Regions from separate parts of the Mus musculus genome. Here region 1 is linked to region 2. The links are chromatin loops, found by intact Hi-C in ENCODE. Cell type or tissue: heart. All regions are shown on one strand. Each heading gives the region's core, and the rest is flanking DNA. Links, peaks and the distances in the headings are about the cores only.

Region 1 (8,341 bases), core at 226-8,225, 460 kb after region 2:
AAGGAAAAGTCTCCCCCGGGAGAGTTTCCAAGTCTAGAGTTCAGCCTGCTGTAGAGATGTCAGCCCCCGGGAGATACATTGAGCTTGGCTTCTTCCCGAAGGTTCTGGGTCCCCATCCTCTCTGAACAAAGAAGGATGGGGAAGAGAACAGAGAGCAGAGAAGGCGCTTCCTGGTGGGTGCTCGCCTCACCCCAGCCCACTGAGCCCCACCCCAGGCCCATGGAAACAGGGCCCCACCTCAAAGGGTCACCTCCGCAGCTGTCGAGGGACACAGACGCGGTGTTTATTGGCTCAGACTGTCTTCCAGGTTAAGGGAACCTGTCTCAAGTGTGCGAGGGGCAGGAAGGGGACATCTGAATACACATCGGAGGGCAAGTGATAGAAATAGGGGTCACCCAAGGGTCCCAGCTGTCCCCGTCTACTGTGCTAGGACCGTCACTTCCAGGACCAGAGAAGTCTGTGAATTTACTTCTTGAAAACGCCAGTCTATTCCCTTAGAAATGGATTTAATTTTATTATCTGGCTAAGAAGCCTTTTATGCCTGGAGGGATCCGTCTCACCCATGAGCAACAGCGTGATTTTATTGCAATTATTGCTATTGGAATTACAGTGGTTAGCCCTGATTTATCAGCGCCCAGTCTGTGTGTTTCATTTACGCTTTAGTTTGGGGGTTTTGTACTGAGGACTGAACCTAAGGCCTCAAGCATGTTAGGCAAGGACTCTGTATACCCCTAGCCCTCTTTTTTATTAATTTTTAAAATTGATTCTTTGTGAATTTCCCATCATGCACCATTCTCCTCCCTTCATATCTACCCTCTGCCCTTGGAACCTCCCCACTAAAGGAAAACTAAAAATATATTAAAATTTAATATACTTATATTTATATATTTGTTTTTATTATTTTTATTTGCATTTAATATATTTAATAATAAATCTTATGTAAATATAATACATAAATGTTATATATTAAATATTTTATTTAATATTTCATATATATATGGTTGTTTTAAATATATATCCGTGGAGGTTGTGGTATGTCACACAGTAGACCCTTTGCCCAAACAGCTTCTACTTGCAAATGTTAATTGCGTGAATCATTGACCTGGTTTTGAGGCCTGTGGCTTCTGCTACACTATCAATACTGGATCCTCACCGTGATTCCCCTAGGATATTCTGCTGTTGCCCGATATCATGGAGATCCTGCAGCTTTGGATCTGCAGGACTGGTCCCTTCACATGTACCAGCAATTCATAGATGGGATGGTTGTTGGGGTAGGCCAGCTCAAAGCCCTAGATCTGTGATGGGGTAGAGGCTGGGTTTGCTCAGCTTGCCAGCTCTCCTGGACCCGTACCACCAGGGCCAGCTCTCCTGGACCTGTGCCACCAGAGCCAGTTCTCCTGGACCCGTGCCACCAGGACCAGCTCTCCTGGACCTGTGCCACCAGGGCCAGCTCTCCAGCATTGCCCAGGCAATGAGCAGGGCCAGCTATTTCTCCCTTACAACCTCCAGGCCTGCTCACCCGAGCCCCTAAGCCTCCTTTTAAAGTTATATTTTGTGATAGGGTCTTACCAAGGTGCTCAAGCTGGCTCTAAATCACTCTGGAACATTCAAGCTTTGAACTGGCTCAGACCCTGTGTGGCTATGAGTATAGACCCGGCCACCACGCCCAGCTATACTGTCTCTTTAAATCCTCAGCCTCCCTCCCCACTCCCTACCCCCCAGAACTAAATAGTGATTGTCCCCACTTTGCACCTGATGAAATTGGGAGCAGAGGCAAAACCCTGTGTTTGAAGATAGGATTGTAACGTGTTTGCATGAAGACAGGCATGTGTTTGCTCAACTGGACAATATGGTGGACCCTGGCCTCAACCAGAAGGCCAAGAAGCCATGGGGTCTTTGACCTTCTGAGGCCTCTAAGCAGGGGATGGGGGCTCAGGAAAGGACCTGAGATGAGTTAACTCCAGTGAAATCACAATTAAAATGTCTTTTTATCAAAAAGTATCATACATCTTGTTATTGATCCTATTTTCCATTAATCTTAAAAATTCAAACAGAGATAATTGGTGTTTAATTAAAGCCTTAAGTATATTTCATTAGAGAACATTTTTTTAAATCATAAAAATGAAAACGCAAGAAAACCTTCCTGTCTTGTGGAATTGTTTTGATGTACCTCAACCAGTCCTCCCACATCACCCACCAAGATGCTCCCACCAAGATGCTCATCCTAGCTTAGACACCACTGCCACCTGGTGCCTGCATGCAGAATTGCAGGCTTGGTTCTTGCAGGGCCCCTGGAGGGTGCTGATTTACATAGACACCTGCTCATGGTTGAAGTAGTTACAGCTGCCTGCACATCCGCAGCCTTCTATCTGTGCCTCCCGCGTTCATGGCCTTTAAGCTGCGTTTGTTATAACCAGATTAACAATGGTAACTCTGATAGATAGCACATGAGATACGGGTGAATATGATACAGCTTGTGCAAGCATCAGTCCCCCTCTTTAACTGAGCAGTTCCACACGCCAAATTTTGACCTCCATATTTTAACCCTTACCTTCCCGAAACTCTCCTCTGCTCAGAGTGTGCTCAAGACTCCCCATTTCTGGAATTTTCTAGGTGTTCCCCCACCTGTCTGCGGCTTCTGACTTGACTGTCCCTTGTGCTCACAAGAACCTCCCTCTACCTCTAGTTTCTGAACTTAGCCTTCGGATATCAGACCAAGGTCAATGGTCACAAAGAGCAGTGTTGCACAGTGGTGTCAGGAGATACGGACAACGTGGTTTAGAATCTCACTTTCATCTGTTTAAGAGCAGGGACCACAGCCACCTTGCAGACCACTGTGGTTCCATCCATTATATAAACAAACTCAGGATGATTAAAAAAAAAAAAGTCCCATTCCAAGCACCATTTAAAAGTATAAAGAGGTTCATGAGAGTCGCTCAGCAGAGCCTGGCACCCAGGGGAGCCATGAGGCGTGTGGTCACTAGCACTAGCAACAAAGTATAAACCTTGCTCAGTGCCTGCCCAGTGTGTGGCAGATAAACAACTCCTACACTTACCCTTGCTTGCAGAGAAAACCAAATCTCCTTCCTCCATTAGAAACAATGCAAGTTTCCTCATCACCCGCCCGCCTTGCTCCATTACCCAGGGCTTCCACTATTGCTAAGCTTCCTCAGCTGTAAGTTGTAACCATTTGCATGAACCAAGCTAAGCGATGATGATGCTATTTTGGGCAAGGTTGCTTTTGGCTAATCTTGGTTGATCAGGCAGCTTTGCGCTGGCACCTGACACTAGTGGTTTGGTCCCCAAGGGATGTGTGTGTGTGTGTGTATGTGTGGGGTGTCTATGGCGGGCTCTCTCCATGCCTTTCAGACCGTCTTAAATGTCACTCTGTCTCTCTGAACAGGTAGTCGATAGCGACAGACCCGAAGGGTCCAAGTTCCGGCTCACCGGGAAGGGAGTGGATCAAGACCCTAAAGGAACTTTCAGAATCAATGAGAACACAGGCAGTGTCTCCGTGACACGGACCCTGGACAGAGAAACGATCGCTACTTATCAAGTGAGTCCTGGGTGCCTGCTCACCCTGCGCATAGAGATATGGATTTCAGAGTGATTTCTTCCCACCGAGCCAATTATTTCTGTGCCTCATCAAACCCGAGAAAGTGTGGCTCCAGGTGCTTCTGGGAGAACAAAAGTGGAGCCTAACAGTGAGGGGCCCCCTAGCTCATCAGCAGAGCCACCGGGCCTGTGTCACTCTTTGGGTTCCAGAGACCAATGAGACAGATACCAGAGGCACCTCGGAGGAGGTCAAAACCCTGAGGCCAAGCCTGGCTTTCAGAGGCCTGTGTTCCGAGTCACCGTGATAAGTACAAACCCTCAGACAAGATAATCCTGCTTTTAGACATTTATCCTGATGAAATCTGGAAGAGTTAGTGCAGTTTTGTACAATGTGGGCCTTGGCCCTGAGGGTGGAGCATTGCTAAATAGTGAACTGCAGGAGGGGTGCTGGCATCAGGGTGTCAAGGAAGGCAGCTTCCTGCAGCATTTAAGATGCAGCAGACTGGAGTGGGAACTCAGTGGTCGAGAGCACTTGGTGCTCTTCCAAGGACTGACTTTGGTTGCCAAAACCCATATTGAGCAGCTCACACCCACCCATAAGTCCAACTCAAGGGGAGTCAGTGCCCTCTCTTGACCTCCACAGGCACTGTCTGCACACACACACACACACACACACACACACACACAGAGAGAGAGAGAGAGAGAGAGAGAGAGAGAGAGAAAGAACACAAATCTATAAAATAACTATGAAGAAATCTTGTGTGGAAACAGAGTAGTTACATGGGAATATTCAAGACAAGATACAAGAGACAGAAGACAAACACATATGGTGTCCTTGTTCTGAAGTGTTTGCATGCATTAGGACAGGTGTGCCTTCAGAGCCATGGTAAAAGAAAAAAAAATCAAGGAAATGTATAAAATTAAATACCCAGATGTGATTGAAAAAGTAAATACAGAAAAAGCCATGGATGCTGGGAATGCGAGTCTCCTTGGGAACTGCGGTATTCATGCCATCGCTATGGTTGCTCGTCGCAGGTACACAAACCACAAACCCTCTGTGAATGCACTCTGTGCCGGGGACTTGTTTTAAGCATGTAATTTGTTTCCTGTAATTCGATTCTGGGAACAGCTGATAAGTAAATTATATTACCGCCTTATTTCCTAATGAGGAAAAAGCATTTGACTTGTGAGCACGGACCGCTTGTCCGTTGCCAGCTGGGATTTCCATCTTGGCGGGCTGCTCCCCAAGTTTGTGCTATTCTGTTGGTGTCACATGCAAATGGTTCCATCGATTAAAATTATGTTAAAAAAAAAAGGAAGAGGAAGGAGGAAATTCAGAGTTGCTGGTTGTGTTTGAGGCTGTGGGCTCTGCATGTGGCTCTCTTGCCCTTTTTCTATGTGAATTTCAGTAAAGTCAGTAAAGTTCAGTAAAGTCAGACCATGGTCATGAGAGGCATCTGCTGTTGGCCACATGTTGTGTTGTGGGGTCCTTGTCTGCTAGCAGGTTCCATGTCCCAAAGCATTGTGGGTCTTGGTTCCAGGAAGATGGATACACCTCTGAGTTCTTTTAAGGGCTTTCGGAACCTTTTATGAACAGGAGAAAGTACCGATCAGTGTGTACCAAAGGTGAGCTGTTTGCACCAAGGGGAAGGCTGACTGTTGGAAAATTTTGATGCTAGACCCACAGGCTGTGACAATAACCAGGGAGGACTTGGCCTGTGTCTGTGAAAGGCCCCACCTTCTCTCCCCAAACCTGTCATGGGATATATGTGAGGTTGCAAAACCAAGGAACCGAGGTGGGGGTCTGGTGAGTTTAATCGTTTCTAAGCTCAGTGGCTAAGAGTTCAGGGATCAGAAGAAGACAAACTAAAAAATAGCAACCCTGTCACACACATCTCAGCAGCCATGTTTCTCCCTGAGCCGTGCGAGCCAGGGCAACCCTCTCTCATCTTGCTGTTATTTCTTCCACAAGGTACAGAGAATAGGAGGCGCCTCTCCATACAAGGTAAAACGGGGTTCTTTCTGTGAACACCTGGCACAATGCCCAGCATGTAGCAGACCCTCCTGAATCAGGGCCTCTCTCAAGCCGCATCGTTTTCCTGAAAGTTTTTAAGTTCTACCGTCTCCTAACATGTTTGACCTGGTGTCATACATCTGACAAACACAACGATGTCTAATGTAAACAAGAGCTGTGGTCGCACTGTCCTTCCGTGAAGTATCAAAGGGATTTGGGGGATAAGCAGGAGATATTAAATGAAGAGAATGAGGTCTACCAGGGAGTGCCTGTACCCTGGAAACTCAGGTTATGAGACCTGGGGAATGAGAGTCAGTGAGTTGTCTTTCAAGGTGCTGCCTGCACACATTAATGAGTAGGAAGTACCACGTTGATGTTTGTGGGATCCAGGATTAGTTTATAGGGTGTCATTCTGCTAGAAGCCTATGATATCCAGGTGAAGACTCTGGGTGCCACACACTCAGCCCACTTCAGTATGGGCTTCTACCTCAGGTGGCAGTGATCTTTATCTCCAGGTACAGTGACGAAGTCCGAGGAGGTGGGAGACTTTTGGGGACAGTCACAGCAGCCTTCAGGGCTCAGGTTATCAGGCAGAATTAGGTCACCCATGACCAGTGGTTTAATCGTTTCAGAAACTCCAGCTGAAGGCTTCTCCCAGAACTTCTGGGTTATATTGTAGCCATGTGGTGTGTTGTAGGGTCTCCAGCCATATGCAGGTCCCGTGCCGCCGAGCATCATGGGGTGTGGTCCCAGGAGGACAAGGATGGATGAATGGCAAAGTTGTTCCCTTTCATTCTAAGAAAGGGGTCTTTGCTCCGCACCGCCATGGCAGCCTGGGTTCTCCTGCTTTGTCTCCCAATGTCTCAGCCCTTCCCTTCCGTTTCCTTGTCTCCCGGAGGAGGAGCAGGTGACTCCTGTCAGGCTATCCTTAGACACAAGGATGGTGTATATCCTGTCCGTTTCAAACTCTCTTGGGAAATGACTTCCTGTCTGGAAGATGGGGGCCAGGTTCATTCTGGTTGTAACAGTCATCGTGCCTGGGAACAGAGTGGCTTCTAAGCACACATCCTAAGTCTCAACATCCCCTGGGCTTTCGCTTCTATTCTCCCAAGCTTCAAAAGCAGAGAGAGTATGTAGGTGTGTGTGTTGACATCATAATTGCGCTAATATAGCTGTTGTTTGTTTTGGAGTCAAATAACACTGTTCATGTGCAAAAGCACGGGTCTGGGAGCCAACAGTTCCCCCAGATCCAACCAGAAGGCACTGATGGAAGTCAAGGGGGCCGGTGAATAAGACATTACTGGAGATACAGCCATCCCTGACCCTAAATGAATACCAGTATTAAAAGCTACCACTTTTAAACACTGCACTGCAGATAGCTTGGAACCCCTCCCTGTGCACAATCTTATCTGTCTCACACAAGAGGCAGAAGAAGCAGAGTTGCCAAGGACAAGGAGCAGAGCAGCCCCCCTGTCATCCTAGGTACCCAGGAGGCTGAGGCAGAAAGGATCACAGGTGGAAGGCCAGTTAGAGTCACGGAGTGAATCTAAAACCAGTCTGGACAATCCAATGAGATCCTGTCTCAAATAACAACTTAGAAAGAAGGCAGGAGATACAGTTCAGTGGTAGAGGCGCCTGCCTAGCATGTGTGGACACTGTTCAGTTGGAAAGAAGGAAGGTGAGGAGGAAGGAGGGAGGGAGGGAGGGAGGGAGGGAGGGAGGGAGGGAGGGAGGGAGGGAGGGAGGGAGGGAAGAAGGGAGAGAGAGGAGGGAGGGAGGGAGGAAGGAAGGGAGAGAGGGGAGGGAGGGAGAGAGAAAGGAGGGAGGGAGGAGGGAAAAAAGAGAAGGGAGGAAGGAAGAGAGAAGGAAACAGTGTTGCCAACTTCCTCAAGGACTCAGTGTGTATTAGATTCAGGATCCATCCCAGTTTCCCAACGGTTCCAAAGCCTTGCTTCTAAGTCCCCTCTTCCCACTTTTATCCCCAACTAGACATCAACACGGGACCCAGGTTCCTTAGCCTCTTTCCTAGGACCTATCTGAATGGGGCTGAGAGAGGGTCTGACCGACTGTGGGATCAATGACTCTTAAGTTCCATCCCGTTCTGCGACTGACTGGCACCCTACACAGTCCCCGGCCCCAGTGCCCAGAAGGGCTTCCTGTGGTTCTGACCTGAAGTGGCACCTGGCAAGATCATTTAGCTCTTGCAGTCTTGGGAGCTGACATATTAATGTAAAGCCTCCTGAAATATCACTCATTATTATGCGTTTTGCCAGTGTTTGAGTGATTTGTGAACTCCTCATTGGAATAAAGTACTGTAAATGATTCATGAATGACCAAGTTTATGAAATTCTATAAAAATATTAGCGGGTGGTAATGATTCTCTCTCACTGTGAATGGAATCTGCTGGCTGCTAATTTGTCAATATGGGAGGACAGGAATGGAGTGGGAGACAGTGTCAGTTAGGCAAGTGAGGGTCTTGGTGGGAGGCTTGGAGTGGTCTCCATGGGGGGTATGAGCCAAGACAGGAAGCACAGCAGATAGATGGGAAAGGCACATGTCACCCTTGACCAGGTCTGCATAGTAGGAGTTGGACAGCTGACTGGGTGAGAGGAGAGGGGAGTGTTTGGAAAGAAAATGGGAACTGACTTTCCTGTGTACCTACTGTGTTCTAGACTGCCTACTAGGATCTTGTGTTAATTACTTCCCTTGTCGCTGCAATGAAACACATGAAGCAACTTAAGGGTAACTTAACAGAAGGGTTTGTTCTGGCTT
Region 2 (8,341 bases), core at 322-8,321:
GAAGCAGCAGGTGGTGTTTGTCCGTAACATGACTTCCCTGGTGGAGCCACAGTTCTCACTTTTTTGTTAGGGTGTTTTCTACGGTGCTATTGAGGACTCTCACTGGTGCCTCTCACCAGCATCTGCTCTGTGCACAGGCCTTTGGAATGCCATCTTCACAAATACAGTGACACCTAAGATACGTTAATCAACCTTCATGTAAGCAACCATTCCCAAATCTCTTCTTGCTCCCCAATTCTTTTGGAGTGGGAAGCTGAGAGGTTCCAGTGCAATCTTGTCTTGTTTGATTTCCAGAAAGCAATTTTGCAAGGTAAGGTTGCCAAGTCAGTTAGCAACTGTTGCGTTTCTCATGCTTACAGATGGCCAACTTCTTCCTCCAAACCATGGAAACGTTTGATAATACCACCAGAGTGTATCCACTCACAGGCTTAATTACATTAGTCAGCATTAACTGCTCTTAAAGTAACTGGGGACACAAAAAGGTAATATATATTTATAAAATCATTTATTCACCCACATACATGTACACATGTGTATATATATGCACATGTGTGTCCATATTCTTCCATCATCTGAATATTGAATGTGTTAGAGTTTGCTTTTTTTGTTCCTGTGATGAAACACCATGTTCAAAACCGACTCTGGGAGAAATGAGTTTATTTCATCCTATAAGTTACAGACCAGTGCTGAGGGAGGTCAGGGAAGGAACTCAGGCAGGAGCAGAGGGAGGAGCTATGAAGGAAAGCTGCTTACTGGCTTGCTCCCAGTCTCACCCAGGCCACCTGAGTAAGGATGGTACCACCCACAGTGGGCTGGGCTATCCTACCTCAGTTAACAATTGCGGAAAAGACCCCCCACCGACATGGGCACAGGCCAATATGATGGAAACAATTCCTCAGCTGAGGTTCCCCTTTCTCCTTGTGTCAAGTTGATGCAGAAACTATGACAGGATAGTATTTGGACATGTTCTTTAAAATCTGGGTGATTCTAGAGAGCTTGCAACACTAAAAGTAAAAAAATGTCCCCTCATCATTGGTAGCAAAACAAACAAACAAACAAACAAAACTCAGGAATTCGGGATTCTTCTCAAACCAGCTGCTGAAAATAAGGATCAAACTCCCCTCCAGTTTTCATACTAATAATTAATTGCAAATTTCCACTTGTGAATAAAGTTGCCCTATCAAATAATATTTTATTTAAAGTACTAAGAGAGACTCAATAAAATCAGTTCACTAATCTAAAGAGATGAGTTTACTCAAGAATGCATGCATATCTGACCATCAGTGATCTGTCATCTATGTACCTATTGTCTATCTAGCTCTCTGGTACCAATCTATTATCCATTGATCGTCTAGCTAGTATCTATCAATCATCTATCATCTGTATCTACCATCTATCAATCTATCAATTTATCATCTATCTTTCTATCTGCTCACCCATCCATCATCTGTCTGTCTGTCTATCTATCTATCTAGTCATCTATCCTCATAGATCTATCTATCATCTCTCTATTCTTCTCTCTCTCTCTCTCTCTCCCTCCCTCCCTCCTTCCCTCCCTCTCTCTCCCATCCAGTCAATCCACAGCTTAACTTTGCATACAATCAATAAGATTACTTTTTGTAATTTGGCACTTTTGGTTTTGTTTGTTTTTTTGAGACAGGGTCTCTCTCTATATATCATTGGCTGTCTTAAAACTCACTATGTAGACCATGCTGGCCTCAAACTCACAGAGATCCATCTCTCTTTGCCTCCCAAGTGCTTGAATTAAAGCCTGTAAGGAGTAGCTGTTGTGTTTAGGGCCAGCCTGGCACTTTTATTTTTATATCTCTGATGGTAAAAACTCTGCTGTGAAGACATTAATAATAGATGCTAGGAATATGTTGAATTGCTGCATTCACATAACTATCTTCATCTATCTATCTATCTATCTATCTATCTATCTATCTATCTATCATTCATTCATTATGTATTTATTGACAAGGTCTTATGTATCCCAGGTTAGGCTCAAATTTTCTATGTACATATGGATCACCTTGAACTCCTAATCTGCCTGCTTCAACCTCCCAAGTGGCAAGATTACAGGTGTGTGTCACCATACCCGGTTTTATGCAGATCTGTGGGCAGAGCCCAGGGCTCTGTGCATACTAGATAAGGACTCTTCCACTGAGCTATATCTATAGCCCACCATATAACCTTCCTCTATGCAAAGGACCTTTGCAATCTAATGTAATTGTTTTGGAATTGAAAACCTGCTCCCTCCATACAAGGTGCTTAGCTTGCAGGGGGCTGCTTGAGCAGCCTGAAATACCATGCGTACCGTGAAAGAGTGACCCTCAGATGACAGCTGAGGATGGACTCCGTGGTCTGAGAGCAGCAGCCACACTTACTTGGGAATGGACAGAAAAACATGGTCTCAGACCCCACCCAACACCTCTTGAGTTTGGATTAGAATTTAACAAGTTCCCCGAGAGATCTGTTAGGCAGCAGGGTTAGAGGACTCCCTCCTCAGTTATTTCTGCTTTCTCCATATGCATTACATGGGGGGAAGGAAAGGGATGTGTGTGTGTATATATACAGCGAAGTATTTATTTTTTTGGCAGAGTGGTTTTCAAAGCAGGGTCCCTAGATTAGGAAATCCTGAAAATCTGTCAGAAATGTAAATCCTCTGTATTCTCCCAGCCTCATAGCCCCAGATATGCTGGGAAGCAGGACTGTTTAACAAGTCTCCCTGGTAACACTGTGGGTTAGAGTTTGAGAATCATTGCCTCTGTGCTAAAAGAAAGGGCTTTGTTGTTTAAACAGAAACCTTGGAGGTTTTGAGTCCATTTATAAATTAGTTTCTCTAAGATGTTTTCATATTTTTTGAATAGCTGCATGGTGTGACTATATGAATTATGTCTACTCTGGGGCCTTAGGAATTAGCAGCAAAGTTGGTATCCTAAAAACCATTGTGACTGTCTTTTCAACTTGGATCCCCTCTCTAATAAGCTACAACTGAGAATATTCCATGTGTGTACTGGTGTGTGTGTGTGTGTATGTGTACATGTATTTGTAGGGACAAGTAAATGTGTATGTGTGTGTGTGTGTGTGTGTGTGTTGTATCTGTGTAGGGGTGTGGTATGTGGTGTACATATGTGTGTGTCTGTGGTGACTGTGTGTGTGAGAGAGAAAGTGTGTACATATGTGTGTGTGTATGAAAGAGAGAGAGAGAGATTTGTGTGCTCATAGAGATTAATGTAGAGACCAAAGGTCATTGTATATTGTCCCTCAAGAGCCATCCAACTTTTATTGAGGGGGCAGGGAGGAAGAGAATCTCTCATGATTCCTGAAGATTTGGCTAGGCTGGCTGCCCAACAAGTCTCAGGGATCCCCATGTCTCTGCCTCCCCAGTTTTGGGGTGACAGCCCTGTGGTATATGCTCAGCAGTTTTAAAACACAGATGCTAGGGATTCGAACTCAGGTCTTCATCTTGCACAGCACACACTTTACTATATCATCAGGTCGGCTGACTTTTCAAGTATTTCTCAGTGTAGAAAAGACTAGAGGAAAAAATCTTCTGTGTCCTCCTTAATGCCGTCCCCCACTGCCATCTGACCCAGAAGCTGGACTGTCCTATGTGACTCACTGGCTTTTTTTAATGTCACAGCTATGGACTCTGCCAAAGGCCTGGCTGCTTCTCCACAGAGTGACGTACATCTGCTAAGAAAAGAGACTGGATCCACAGTCTGCAGGAAATGACTCTCATTATTGTAGCCTGTCCATGTTCCAATTCGGAAGAGGCCTTTGCTGAACGAGGCAATGAATTCACTAAGTAGAGCGTGGTTGGCTCCTTTTCTTCTGACTCCCAGGACAAGATGATGGTTCCTGCCCTTAATTGTGTGTGCAATTTGTCAGTGAAAATGGGCTCTGAGTAATAGCTCCATGGTCATGAGTGGAGAGGCAGTTCTGAGAGTTGAACTTTGATTCAATGGGAACAAGAGTCGGGGCTTCTGTGGGTTTTGTTGTTTTGTTTCCCTTGGATTGTGACCTCACAATGAGTCAGCAGTGGGGCACAGCTGCCAAAAGACAAATAAGGGACAGATGAAAGAGACCACTCCAAATAGATTGAACAGTGCACAGGACAGAGGCACACAGGTCCATTGTTGTGTAACAAACCAGGTACCCAGAGAATTTCCAGGAAGTAGAATAACAATAGCCAATTCTGTCTCTAGGCCAACCTGCTGTGACTCCTATGCAGACTTCAGATGTCTTTGTTGAGAACCAATGTCTCTGCTCCTCACGTCCCATGTCAGACCATTCTGCATGGACGATCTAGAGTGTAGCTCCAACCCTGCAGATAGAGCACGTCTTTATTAAACTTAATATATTAGACTATTTTGTATGTAAGCAAAGGCTTGACAAAAATCTCTTCCTTTCCACTCCTTGATCATCATTCCTCCATCCCCTCATTCTGCACTAGTAGACACATACAGGTAGATTCATGGAAGCTTGTGGCTGATAAAACTATAAGAATGAATGTTTGGTAGGTTGATGGATGGGCACATGGGAGTAACGTTGCCAGCTTCCTAATTAGGCATCATGGTAGGTATATCCTTGGATTGAGAATTCTCAACAACCCCTCTCAGCCAACTGTGGAAGTGTTGCGCTCAAAGGCCGTACTTACGTTAACCATCCGAGCCTATGTGAGTTCTGGAAGCTGGAGTTACACAGGGTAAACGGAGAGTAATTCCCTCAAGCATCAGTGTTTGGTGGACAGTGGTAGACATAAATCAGGAAGCAGATGCTAAGGGGATCTCTGGCCAGAAATAAGAATATCTTTCTTGCTAAGTAAACAAGCCAGGTCTTGATTTAAATGACCACGACTTTCCTGGACATCCAGGAAGGATGTCTGTACTTTCATCTGTTTTTGGAAAACCAACCTTACAGATCTTGGCCCAAGGGTGTGTTACTGCCAGACTCCAATTGTATCTTACATTTTTATTGTGTTCTCTTTGTTCCCGGGGGATCTTGCTGGAGTTTCCTCTCACGGACTCTATAGAAGAAGACGGAAGCACTTCCAGTCTGTATGCTATACTCTAATGACCCAGTGGGAAGCTGGAGCTGCTGCCCAGGAATTGCCTGAAAGCTGGACTCATTTCCCCTCTCACTGTTGTCTTAAGAAGGTCTCAGGCAGAGAGGGAAGTCTTTACATGACATACTTTTGCTTTTGTGATAATGAAAAGGAAGAAAAAGAAATCTGGCAGAATGCTCGCAGCCAATGGGTGTGTGGGACAGAGCAGCGTGAACGATTCTCTCCTAAGTCTACCTGGACCTTGTTAACAGCTCGAATCAAGAGCTTGGTTTATGCTTCCTCTTCTTCCCCAAAGCAGAGGCAAAGACTCTCAAGTCCACATTTGGGTTACGGCTGAGCACATGCATTTTGTAAATATTTAGCGAGCGCTTTTAATGCTGTGGCCGGTCACTTAAAACAACTGCCTTTGAATGTTTTTTTTTTTTTTTTTCATTTAAACATAGAAGCAGCAGGCTCTAGTGGGGATGGAGAATAACAAGTAGCAGAACCATGGGAGCAGTTCTCTCTTCAGTCCGATCCCTGCCACTCTCACCCTCTTTCTACACTTCCTTCTCCCTTTCTGACACCTGCATTCTTTAGTGCATGCTGTCACATGCAAAGCCCTGTGGCGTGTGTCAACTGCCACAATGCCAGATAACCCATGTCAGGTTTACAGTCAAGAGTATCGCCATAGATCTGGTCCACTAAAGATCGTATGATGCTCTGTGCTCACAAGACACATCTGTATTTATAGCATTTGTGTTTGGCGGTCATGGACTTGATATCCCCAATTGTTTTAAAGAGTGTTCTACCCGTGAAGTTTAGTGGACCAGTGATGTATGAGCTGGAGTCTGTAGCTTCATATCCCGGGCAGACCTGCTTTCCCAGGGCAGGGTCTTATAGCCAACTGCTCCCTCATTCAACCCATTATCTCAGTTCCTTCCTCCAGCATGGACCAGAGCTATGAGACTTGGACAAGTTAAGTCAGGTATGGGTTTAGCCCAGGCAGAACCACAAGGGAGAGTTCCCGGTGCCTAAGAGGGTCTATATTTACCTTTTTGGGTTTTCATGTAGTAAATAAAAGCACTACATTAAGCTGAGAAAGGGGAGATGCCAAAACACTCTGCCTGCTTTTAGAATAAGGAACCCCACATTTCCACCTTACATCCATCCCTGCAAATTGTGTGGTTCACTCTGCCCAGAGCTTTTAGTGTCTAACGGTATACAGGACTGCTGGGAAGAGGAGAAATCTGAGCCCACCCACAGGTGAGTTTAGGAAAACACTCTCAGGTCAAAATGCACAGAAAGCAGTGGGTCCAGCCCGCACCGCTCAGCTGGGGAGCTGATTGGTCACATCTATCTCCAAGCAACACCGTGGCTAAAGCACCATGAAATAATGCCTATGTCTCTGAATGGTTCTATGAAAAGCTCCACAACCAAATTGGGGAAAACAAGATGATAACTAAAATGAACAGAATATCCCCCAGAGCCGCAGCCTGGGACGCAAGTGTTATTTACTGTATCAACTAACAAGGCAGGCTGGTGACACTCAACACACACTGGATTCTCTAGTAGATTCTCTTTCTCATTATGTAAATGGGATGGCCCGAGGTGTGAGTGTGATGAAGAGAATAATAACTGCAGATGTAGTAGAGTTAATCACTGATTTCTTGGGACTGTCAATGCCTGGGCAGAGACCTTGGCAATGAAGGATAGAAAGCCCGATGCAGAAGGGAAGTTTTCCCTCCTCCTCTTTGTTGTGGTGCCTTGTGCCTTGCGTCCCCCTCCCTCTCTCCCTTTCCTACCTACCATGCTCTAAGTGTCTAGAACATTCTCCCGTACCACCCCATGGGTCCTAAATGGCTTCTTCTGGTGCCTGGTTTTAATAGACACCTGGAGATTTTCTGAATGTCTGTTGCAACACTAAGATTTATTTTAATTTGAATTATGTGCATGCATGCTTGTGTGTTTGTGTGCATGTGTCTGTACACCCTGGAGGTAGAGTTACATTGTTTGTAAACTGCTAGATGTGAGAGTTGGGACCCAAACACAAGTCTTCAAAAGGGACATGATGCAGTCTAAATATTTGTAATTTTTATGAATGTATGTGTGTGTGCCTATTTGGATTTATGTGCACCACATGCGTATCTGTATCTGGGAGAGGGCACAGGGCATTACATCTCCTGGAGCTGGAGAAACAGGTGAGTTGTGTGCTTCCTGCTGTGGGTGCTGGGAACGGATCCCTGATCCTCTGCAAGAGCAGCAAGTGTTAATTATCTTGCCAGCCCCTGTCTGCTAATATGACTCCAAACAGCTGCAAGTTCTGACTTTAATACTTGTGCCTTTTCCAACTCTTGGTCAGCCAAATTGCCAACACTTCCTGAAGCAAACTTAAACAAACAAACAAAAACAAATTAAAAAAAAAAAAACCAGGACTCATTGTTGGCAGAGCAACAAATCGGCTGGTCCTTGCAGAAAGCATCAACCAGAGGCATGCTATGGAGTACCAGGGAATCAAGCCCTCTCTTAACTGAAACCTTCAAGCATTGGTTTGTAGTCTTTGCCTATTTCTATAGAGGGAATATCCACACAAGGTGGATGGGAAGCTGCAAACCATGCATTGCTGGAGGCAGACAGATGGGGGGAGTTCTGTAGTTGTGTGGCTAGGTTGTAGTTTAGTGCTTGCCTGGCAGGCACGAGGGCTTGGGGTTAGCTCGCCCAGATTTCCACCGCCAAGAACAAGCTGTGCGGTTGCACACCACTCCTGTATTTCTGCCATATGGATCTAAAATCTACAAATCATGTCATGGGCACAAAGAGAAACTATAGAAATATAATTAGAGAGTGATATATTTTGGGTATTTGCTACTTTGAGGTTATTTAATTATTAGTGCCAATAATTTCATTTTTTAAATTAGTGTTTAAAATTGGCTCATTAAATCCTCGAAGCTGTAATAATATCCCACAGGAACAGGACATACGGGCCTCACAGATCTCGCTTCCCTGCTCCTGAGGCTTAGATGTAGAGAAACCATGGATAGGTTACGAAATAACTGGCTGAAAGGAAGGGGCTGGCACCTCATGCAGTCTCCTCAATAGCTCGCCTGTTTTAGCCTAATTCAAAGTGAATATCAAACTCTGCCTCAAAACAATATACCAAATCTTTCATCTTCAGTCAACATCCCAAATCTTTACCCCCGATGCTCAAAACATCCCTTCTTTGATTCTTCCTTGCAAGTGAGGGACTTTGGTTCCATGTTGATCATCATTTATCCTCCCAGTCATAGGAGC

Evidence for each region. Hi-C counts contacts between places; a loop is a spot of excess contacts. Peaks named below come from ENCODE experiments on the same cell type or tissue, not always from the same donor. Only the 100,000 strongest peaks of a DNase experiment are listed, where the experiment ranks them.
Region 1: it touches region 2 in a loop (9-fold over the local background); 4 of 42 quality-filtered maps call a loop at or near these places.

The regions. Positions count from the first base shown.
Region 1 is chr8:118,848,316-118,856,656 of GRCm38, forward strand. It overlaps Cdh13 (cadherin 13), which reads left to right. Exons shown (of 14, transcript NM_019707.5): 5 at 3,404-3,556. Among named protein-coding and RNA genes, the nearest start is that of Gm31893, 200 kb to the right of the region's middle. In heart, for the core only: no CTCF peak of the experiment used is centred there; DNase peaks (open chromatin) are centred at 2,296, 4,766 and 6,566.
Region 2 is chr8:118,390,349-118,398,689 of GRCm38, forward strand. All of the region lies in intron 1 of Cdh13 (cadherin 13), which reads left to right. Among named protein-coding and RNA genes, the nearest start is that of Gm24035, 32 kb to the right of the region's middle. In heart, for the core only: no CTCF peak of the experiment used is centred there; DNase peaks (open chromatin) are centred at 3,693, 4,073 and 5,093.